Linked DNA regions of Homo sapiens: regions 2 and 3 are each linked to region 1. Evidence: chromatin contacts called from ENCODE Hi-C or POLR2A ChIA-PET data. All regions are on one chromosome and are shown on one strand. The core of a region is the stretch at or near the end of the contact, and the rest is flanking DNA. Distances in the headings are between cores, read along the strand shown.

Evidence for each region. A loop is a pair of places that touch in the nucleus more often than their neighbours do. ChIA-PET counts read pairs that join two places held with the same protein, here RNA polymerase II (POLR2A). Pooled maps may share reads with other maps.
Region 2: a loop to region 1 is called in a pooled map, with 11 times the contacts of the local background. The contact joins two enhancer-like sites. A Hi-C loop is called at or near these places in 1 of 168 maps with a recorded cell type or tissue (HCT116) and 7 of 50 pooled maps. POLR2A ChIA-PET finds 5 or more read pairs at or near these places in 1 of 52 experiments (PC-3).
Region 3: a loop to region 1 is called in a pooled map, with 3 times the contacts of the local background. The contact joins two enhancer-like sites. A Hi-C loop is called at or near these places in 5 of 168 maps with a recorded cell type or tissue (CD4-positive, alpha-beta T cell, CD8-positive, alpha-beta T cell, endothelial cell of umbilical vein and 2 more), 1 of 37 single-sample maps with no recorded cell type and 12 of 50 pooled maps.

The regions. Positions count from the first base shown.
Region 1 is chr2:160,222,536-160,225,619 of GRCh38, forward strand. No RefSeq gene overlaps it. Among named protein-coding and RNA genes, the nearest start is that of ITGB6, 24 kb to the left of the region's middle. RefSeq lists an enhancer at 1,424-1,593. Within about 2 kb of position 1,681, at least 10 of the 41 ENCODE cell types and tissues checked have a DNase peak (open chromatin) inside an H3K27ac peak, as active enhancers do; they include HCT116 and PC-3, where a contact is called at or near this core.
Region 2 is chr2:161,122,245-161,125,328 of GRCh38, forward strand. The region is part of intron 2 of TANK-AS1 (TANK antisense RNA 1); the gene reads right to left. Among named protein-coding and RNA genes, the nearest start is that of TANK-AS1, 37 kb to the right of the region's middle. Within about 2 kb of position 1,592, at least 22 of the 41 ENCODE cell types and tissues checked have a DNase peak (open chromatin) inside an H3K27ac peak, as active enhancers do; they include HCT116 and PC-3, where a contact is called at or near this core.
Region 3 is chr2:160,992,036-160,995,119 of GRCh38, forward strand. No RefSeq gene overlaps it. Among named protein-coding and RNA genes, the nearest start is that of TANK-AS1, 170 kb to the right of the region's middle. Within about 2 kb of position 1,661, at least 7 of the 41 ENCODE cell types and tissues checked have a DNase peak (open chromatin) inside an H3K27ac peak, as active enhancers do.

The DNA.
Region 1 (3,084 bases), core at 431-2,930:
CTCACCCACATACCCTTGCTGTTGATTTCTGTGTATCTGTTGGTATTTGTACATAATACATACATAAAAGTTCTTGTCCCCTTCTGGAGAGGGGAATTGGGGAAGAAGCTGCCGAGGAGAAAAGTAGGGAAGATGGAAAAGCTGGCATACCTTCCACTCTCTAGCCTAGTGGTCATGGGGCCGATGGCCAAAGCAGATAAAAAACTCTTCATTGAGTCTCAGTAGTGAACTGCCTCAGGGCCCAGGGGCAGGTTGCTGGCAAAGGGGCTCTTCTCTCCTCTGCCCAGCATCCAGTACTTTTGTGGCACTGGAGAACTGCAGGCCTTGGGGACAGGCAGGAACTGTACCCTTGGCAGGAACCCTCACTACCTAAGGATGGGCAATGGCTTATGAGTGAGAAACACGGAGCCGTGGGAACTCAGAATGACATGCTACCTGGAGATTGTGGTAACGCCCTGTTTTTTTGTGGGCATATCTACGAGCCTCAAGGACATTGGAGACAGCCACCTAGCAAGAGCTGGGGGCCTGTGGGGGAAGCTGGGATCCTGCTGCTTTACATTCAGCAAATATTTAGAGAGTGTTGGGGAAGGTGGAGTTTGCTCTGTCATCTAGTGTGGTCAGGGTGGGCCTCTCATAGAAAGTGACTAACAAAGTAGCCCAACATGGGGTAGGCGTGCATTTCAGGAGGAGGAACCAGGTGGTTGCACATCAGGCTGTTCTGTGTGTCAAGAACTGCAGGCCATCCAGTGATGGTGGGGCAGTGAGTATGGGACAGGGATGCAGAGGAGGCCAGCGAAATAGTAGGAAACCAGAACCTTGAAGGTCCCAGACAGCACTGAGGTTTTCCTCTTGATGAAATGAGAGGGTTTTGAGCAAGGGAGTAACGTGGTTTGATGCGTGCAGATAAAGGCTTTTAAATCAGCAGCCATTGCAGGTTTGTTCACGGCAGTCTTTTATGGCGGTGCTATTATTATCCCCATCATAAAAGCAGGAAAGCTTTGTTTAAAGGATTTAAGAAATTTACCGAAGGTTAGCCAGAGTGGAATGGAAGTTGGGATTTGAACCCAACCTGGAGCCCTGCTTTTAATCACCAATGGATGCTCCCTCTCCATGGCTGAAAAAACTCGTCATGCTGCAAGAACCTTTTCCTTCAAGCCTAGTACTAGGTGTGACAACACCCTCCATACCTGCCAAGACCTTTCTGATCTCCCAGGGATTGACTTCACTCTGCAATCATCTTTCTTAGTGATTGGAGCACCCAACTGCTGGTGATCTCTCAGGCATGCAAATGACTTTGGCTTAAGGATCTTATCTCAATCTATAGGGAGATCCTCCTGGGATTCAGAGACCTAGTCCCATCGAGGCCTATACATCTATTTAATTAAAAACAAGTTCAAATCTTGAGGTTTGGGAAATTGCCTGCCTAGTAATGCAAATCTATAAATTCTACTTCCTGCTGCTTCCAGGCTGACTGTAAATACCCTGAAAAATCAGCCTCACTCGAAATGTTTTGGCCATTCCACTTCTGGCTCAATAGGTAGTAATAAGTAAAAATGAAAGTGGTGAGAGAAAAACTAGATGAAATTAAAACTAGCCCTTCACAGGGCTCAGCTCAGGGATGGTGGTTAAGGACTTCTGGCTTGTTCCTGTCATGTCTGACGTGGCTCTTTAATTCCTAAACCCGAGTCCTCAGGGTCTGTACAGCCACCTCTTCTTTCCCTGATGACTCACCTTCAGCTCTGAAGTTAGAAGAGACAGATGAGTCATCATCATTTCAGAAGCAACAACTGATGCAAAGAATCTCAGTTTTGCTATTAAACTAGGGCGGTTATTACATATTCTCAACCAAAAGCAAGCACTAAGCCCTGGCAGGGGCTATCCATGGAGTACTCACAGGACAAGGGTGCAGGATATTTGAGATTTGTGGTGTTCTAGGAAATCCAGTTGCATAGGAGCCACATATTCTGTGAATTTGAAGTCAGGGTCTTGGGCAGCCTGAATTCTCTAAAAGGTCTCGCTACCACTTAAGGACTGATACATTTCCTGAAAGATACATTGCCTTCCTGGTAATAGCCGCTGTAGTGATACAATAGTAACAATTACAGTACACCCCAAGGTACTACAATCCCCAAACCATCTGAGTTTGCCTGACAGTCCCTGGTATTCATTTGATGAAGTCAAGCTTTGAGATAAGCACACTTTCCAGAGCTGGTAGTGATACTGCCTGGATTCTACTTGGACTAGTGTGCCCAGCTAGTCTGTTGAGCAGTCCCAGGGAAGGCTGTCTGTGGAAAGGTAAACGAGATGCAGATGTGAGCCCCTCATTTCATTGCAGCATACATCTGCCAACCCAGTGAACACTGTCATCATCTTTTATCACAAAGACCCACCCTCCCACTCACCTCTTCCAACACTAACCTAGGGCTCTCTTTTAGACCTATTCAGAGATTCCTGGGCTACTCCACGATGGCTAATAGCCCATTGCTTGCTCTCAAGTTAGCTTTTAAGTCTTCATCCTGCCCACTGATGAACTTTTATTCCAATTGCTTAGCAGTGGCATTCTCAGGGCTCAATGGTCATAGACTCATGCTTTCTGCCATTCTGGTGACACAGCACACAAACACACATGTGCACACACCCCACAAACCATACATACACATCACACACAGAGGTTTCCAATAAACCAAATGTGTGAATCTTTTCCAGAGTGAGGGCAACTAGACCATACCAAAAGATAGAATTGTTTCATTATCTTCTTATTTTACTTGGATTCAACTCTTATTTCAGTAGAATTGTTTTATTTTTCCAGGGAGGGTTACTGTGAAAGGAACTTGATTCTCTCTGTGTCATTAGAAATGTATCTCTTTCACACCAAGCTCCATGGTTTTGCCTCTAGAAATGAGCTCCCGAGTCAGAAAGAAAGCTCATTTCTTTTTGGAATTTGATTCTTTCAGGCAGCAGATGCTGAGTGCCTACTGTGTGCAAGATCCCAGCTAGGTTGTTCAGGATATAAGAATAGATAGACTAAACTCTCTGCCTTCTGATAAACAAAACTTAAATGTCCTTGCTGGCAACATGAAAGAC
Region 2 (3,084 bases), core at 342-2,841, 900 kb after region 1:
GAAGCACCACGGTGAAGAGAGAGACTTTCTGGATAAACTGAGTCTGGGGTTTGATGCCATTTTTGTCCCACCCTCTATTTGCCATCATTCAAAGAACATGGTCTCTTGCCAATTAGGTTTCCTTTTCCTTTCCCCATTGTTATATCGCCGGATAGTGTGTGGCTTCAATCAGAACTTCCAAAATATTTGGATTTTATGAACTAGGTAATATTTTCAAAAACAATTTGGGGACTGATATAAGATTGCTAATCTTTAATTAGCTAAGCAAAGATATAAAAACAAATAACTACCATCCATTAACAGTGTTGTTTTATTTTTTAAAAGCACATGTTAATACCAAAACATAACTAGGAGGGAACTAATCTCATAATAAAAAGCAGTTCCTTAAAAGTGAATAAATTTAGCTTTATAGGAAAAATCACTACACTAGCCTTATCCTTCTCATTTCACCTAGTCTGATAAAAACTTCATCATAAACAATAGTCCATACACTCCACTTTAGGTACTACTGTAGGCTTAAGTAACAGGAGGAACTTTTGATAGCAAGTAATATTTTCTTCATCAATAACTAAGACTAGGGTCTTTGTGCAGGGAATGAATCTGGTTTGAAAATCAGTACCAACCTAAACCACTTCCAGGTTTATCATCCTTTCCATGCTCTCTGCAGTAGACACGAGCTGTTCCTAGAAGGCTGATTTCTATTTGCCCCATCCCAGCTTCCTTCTCCTACCTGTTGGTCCATATTGATAGGTTCTATGATATCCTAGTTATGACAATCCTCTTTCCTCTGTATTGAGGAAATGCCAGCCCTAAACAAGAGAACTTTGTTTTATCAGTTTTTCCAGAATATGAATGTTTGATTCCCACCAAGTTGCCACTGATTACTTTACATGGTATGGGCTGCATTTATGAGCAGCCCACACAGGATAAGTATCCAGAAAAGAAACAAGTTCCTGAGTCGCTGTCAGGATTTAATTCTGTAATCACTTTTAAGAAGTTGTGTTGGATTTGTAGAGAAGGCAAAACTCTGTTTTCCTATGCTTTGAAACTGGCTTCAATGACAATAAAGAAGAAACCAAAGAAAATGCTTTTGAAATTAGAGAAATAAAAACTTCTGAAATCTTTACGAGTAGGCAAGCTGTGAAAGCAGTGGCAGGGTGCTTCCTGCTGAGTCATGAAATGGAATGATTCATAGTCAAGCAATTCAAGGCCACAGACAACAGAACTCAAGCAAGGGAGTAGCAGGAATCAAGCCCAGATTGTAAATCCAGGATTGGAAACATAATTGAAATCAGGAGTAAAGCAGAAATATCACAGGAACACAGGCTGTTTGAGTCTGGTGGACATGCCAAAATTAGGAAAATGGTAGAACAGAATTAGGTCATTATTTGAGGATCGGGAACACAGACCAGAGATAGATGGATGCTAAGTGAAGCCCCTTGATTCAGGCTTCCTGGGAAAGAAGGCCTAAGAGACCTTAAGTAGATCTCTTGGAAATCTTTGTCAGCCCTACCTACAAAATTACTCCCATTTACCCAGTCTATCCACTCGCCTGTCTGGGAGCCACCCTGAAAGAATGATGAATGTCTCTGAGACTAATTCTACACACCAAACTGGTCCAACCACATTGACTGAAGCAATAGTTTGAGAAAACAAGTCCACAAATCAAACCTTCTTGTTCTGTCTATAGATATAACCTGAATCTAAACTTTGAGTTTAAATTGTCTCAGTAGTAAAATTACTGATGCATATAGCAGTATATACAGGCTTTTTTCTGTTGCTTCTGATTTTCATCAGAAACCCTAGAACAGAGAAGATTAAGAACACACATTATGAATTTAAGAAGCCACCCAAACAGCTGATCTAGAAATTCAAATAGCACAGATAAAAGGCAGTGGTGAGAAAAGAAATTAAGTGCTTTCTGCATATATCATGCTTAGTTCATCCAATGCTATGGGCTAAAGTGAGTCCCACCAAATTCGTGTGTTCAAGCCCTAACCCCCCTAACCTCAGAAAATGTTTTGGGAGATAGAACTTTTAAAGAGATGATCAAGTTAAAATGGGGCCACTAGGATAGGCTATAATCTAATCAGACTGGTGTGCTTATAAGAGGAAATTTAGCCACACACAGTCACAAGGGACCTGCCTGTACAGGGGAACCACCCTGTGAAGGAGAAGAAGAGAATAGCTAACTGCAGGCCAAGGAGACAGGCCTGGAATGGGTTTGTTCCTCAAGGCCTTTAGAGGGAATCAACCTTGCCAGCAATTTAATTTTGAACCTCCAGCCTCTAGAACTGTGAGAAAATAAATTTCTGTTGTTTAGGCCCGCTGATCAGTGGCATTTTGTTATGGCAGCTCTAGCAGATAGCACATCAAATAAACTGGTTAATGGAAGGGGAAAAAAATTCTGCTACTTATAAGTTTAAGTGCTCTATATCTTATAGCTGCACAAACTTTCTGAACCATACCCCTAACAAATTTTAAATTAACCTAAAAAGTCAATTTAGAATTCTGTGTCTTTTATAAAGTTTTAACATCTTTCAAGAAGAGGAAATAAACTTTCATTATCTTCAAATGTTCTTTCACATAAAGTCTGAAGTTTGTAGCCTGTTCCTACATCTTATCATGTCAGAAATAGAAACAATTTTTCTTCCTACATAAAGTAAACTTTCCTCATTAACATAAACATATGTTCAGACAAGAGCATATTCAGGGTTTTACCATGTTTCAGTGGATAGAAAATAAGAGAATACTCTGAGAGCTCATTAAGATGGTTTGATACTATTTGTCGAAAGTTTCAAGAGAGAATGTTGATTAAAATACAGGGAGTCAGTTAAAGTCCTCTCCTCAGCCTCTTGGGGTAATTTATCACCTTCAATCATCTTAAAGTTTAATAGCCAATAACAGTATAATAGTTCTCATTCATGAGGTAGTTATATTTTAACTGGGGTCAAAGCATTATATTACAAATAAAGATCTAACCTATTTCAGACATCATTCAAGGAAGATTTGAGGAGCCCCAAGATGTTGGTGGGGACTACACCTGTAAAGACATTTTATAGTTAACATCTGCTTCACTGACCT
Region 3 (3,084 bases), core at 411-2,910, 770 kb after region 1:
CCTGTAGTCCCAGCTACTCTGGAGGCTGAGGTGGGAGGATCACTTGAGCCCAGAAGGCAGAGGTTGCAGTAAGCCAAGATCATGCCACCACCCTCCAGCTTGGGTGACAGAGTAAGACCTTGCCTCAGAAAAAAAAAAAAAATTCTTTTAGTTACATTCTTCTATTATAGAAATTCTTAATTCTGAGCTCTGGACCCATGGATTTCTACAGAATCCCTGGATGGGCTTCAAGATGTGCTTAAAGACTCCTGAATGTGTATGCAAAATGGTGAACAGGTGTATGTTTTCTCTGGGGTAAGAATCCATAGATATCTTCAGATTATCCAAGAGGTTTCAGGACATAGAACAGTTGACCCACTGCTTTGTGGGACTAATGCTATTAAACTCTAGGCTCCCGTTGCTGAAATTAGGTTTCATGGATACTAAGCAACCTCAGCAACAGAATTCTCAAGCTAAGTAATTAAACAAATAGACATTTATGGAGCATCCTGGGTGTTTATGAGGCACTGAAAACATTCATTCCTCACAACTCTTTTTAGTCCTTTACAGTGGAAAGTAGCATTATCTCCATTCAGGTTTCTAATAACAATAACAATAATAGTTAACATTTACTGAGCACTTACCATAGGCAGGTACTAGTCCAAGTACTTCCTATATAACAGCTCAAGTAATTCTTATTAACATCTCTATAATTCTTTTCTTTTTTTTTTTTTAGATGGAGTTTCACTCTTGTCACCCAGGCTGGAGTGTAATGGCGCAATCTCAGCTCACTGCAACATCTGCCTCCCGGGTTCAAGTGATTCTCCTGCCTCAGCCTCCCGAGTAGCTGGGATTACAGGTGCGCACCACCACGCCCAGCAAATTTTTGTATTTTTAGTAGAGATGGGGTTTCTCTATAGGCTTGTCTTGAACTCCTGACCTCAGGTGATCCACCCGCCTTGGCCTCCCAAAGTGCTGGGATTACAGGCATGAGCCACTGTGCCTGGCCAACATCTCCATAATTCTTATGATACCTCTATAATTCTTCCCATATTTCTATAATCTATAAAGTGGATTCTACTATTACTCCCATTTCACAGATGAGGAAACTAAGATTTCCATTAAGTTTCCTTCTCTCATCTCTGTATCATTAATAATAACAGCTAACCTTCATTGAATGCATTATGTGCCAGGCAGTATTTCAAGCACTCATTTTACAGAGGAGAAACCTAAAGCACAGAGACGTTAAGTAACTTATCCAATGTCATCCAGGTAGCAGGAGACAGAGCTAGGATTCAAACCCTAGTCTGGTTAGAGAGTCCACACCCAGCCATGCCTACTACTGCCGCAAGTTCTAGCCTCTACCTTACTGGACTGCTAATTCTGTAGGCCTAAGTTTCTGGGGATTCCTACCTCCAGTCTAATAGATTTCTTTCTTCATTTTTTTATTATTATACTTTAAGTTTTAGGGTACATGCGTACAATGTGCAGGTTAGTTACACATGTATACATGTGCCATGCTGGTGTGCTGCACCCATTAACTCGTCATTTAGCATTAGTTATATCTTTCTTCATTTTGAAGCTCCATTTGCATCAAGGGCTTTTGGGCATGGCTCCTAAGTTTCTACATGCATCTCCATGGCCACCTTATGCTGCACACATGCCCTGGGTGACAGTGTGTCAGGCCAACCTTAGCTCTGTTCCAGTTCCCAGACTACACAAGGTCACACCAGTCGCTCAGGGACGTTAGGGCTCTCAGAGGCCTTTAATGATCATAGATACGATAGCACCCGACAGCTCTGCTGCTCAAAGGAGAACTGGGCAGGATCACATTTCAAATATTGCCTCTGTGTAATGTTCTGAGACCATTCAGAGCCCGGTTAAGAAAACACAGCGACGACTCTCCTCAGAGCTGGGGCTGTTGATTTTGTTAGGTGAGATCACTTGAGGAATATAAAATGCAAGAGAAAGAGTAGCAAAGAGGAAAAACAATAGATGAAAATATAGGGTCAAGCAAAAGTCACCAAGCAGGGGAGGAATTGCCAGACCACATCGTTCCGCTCAGCTTAAACCTAGGGTTTAAGAGCTAAAGGAATTAATCAATTTCTACTTGTTTCAATTTCCTTCCCAATTGTAAAATGTTTACCTGCACGGTGGCTTTTAATTCAGAGAGAAAGAGAGAGAGCGAGCGAGCGAGAAAGAGAAAGAGAGTGAGCAAGACAGAGAGAGAGAGTGTGTGTGTGTATGTGTGTGTGTGTATAACAAAAGTTAAACTATGACTCTGTTTTAAAAGACAGTAGCCCATATTCTCCTGCTCAGCACACACACATAAAGGTTTTGTGATCAAAGCACACAACATTTGTATGTCTAACCATTGATTTATGCTGGGCTTTTAATATTATGCAAGACTTTTTCCTTCCTTTACTCACCACCGAGTGACTGTGCTGATTCAACATTTTATAGATGCATCAATTTTCCTTTAGAAGCTGTGCCGAGAACGTGTGACTCCCTGGGCCAGTTTCTCATTGAAATCAGATGACGCAGGAAGTATCATCCACATTTCAGTGATAGGCTGCCCCCTAGTGACAATTTTCAGCTACACAGTCAACCTACAAATTTACTGCTGCAAATACCGCAGAGGTTTCTTGACACAAAGGAGAAACATCCTCCGTTGCAGAGGATGTAAAATAATAGTGTAATTTAATCCCCAGCCTATTTTCTATACATTTCAGTGTTATTAAAGTTTTCTGCGATAACTCAATATATCTCTGTTTTCAAAATACAGTCATATGCTGCATAGTGACGTTTCAGTCAACGACGGATCACATATATTTAATACAAAGATGGTCTCATACAATTACAATGGAGCTGAAAAATTCCTATCATCTAGTGGCATTGTAGCCATCATAACTTCATAGCACAATGCACTATTCACGTATTTGTGGTGGTGCTGGTGTAAACAAACCTACTTTGCCGCCAGTCATATAAAAGTGCACATATAATTATACAAACATGATACTTGATACAACTATATCATTGGTTTATGTATTTGATATACTATACTCTATCATTATTTTTTAACTTTTTAAAATTTTTATTATTTTT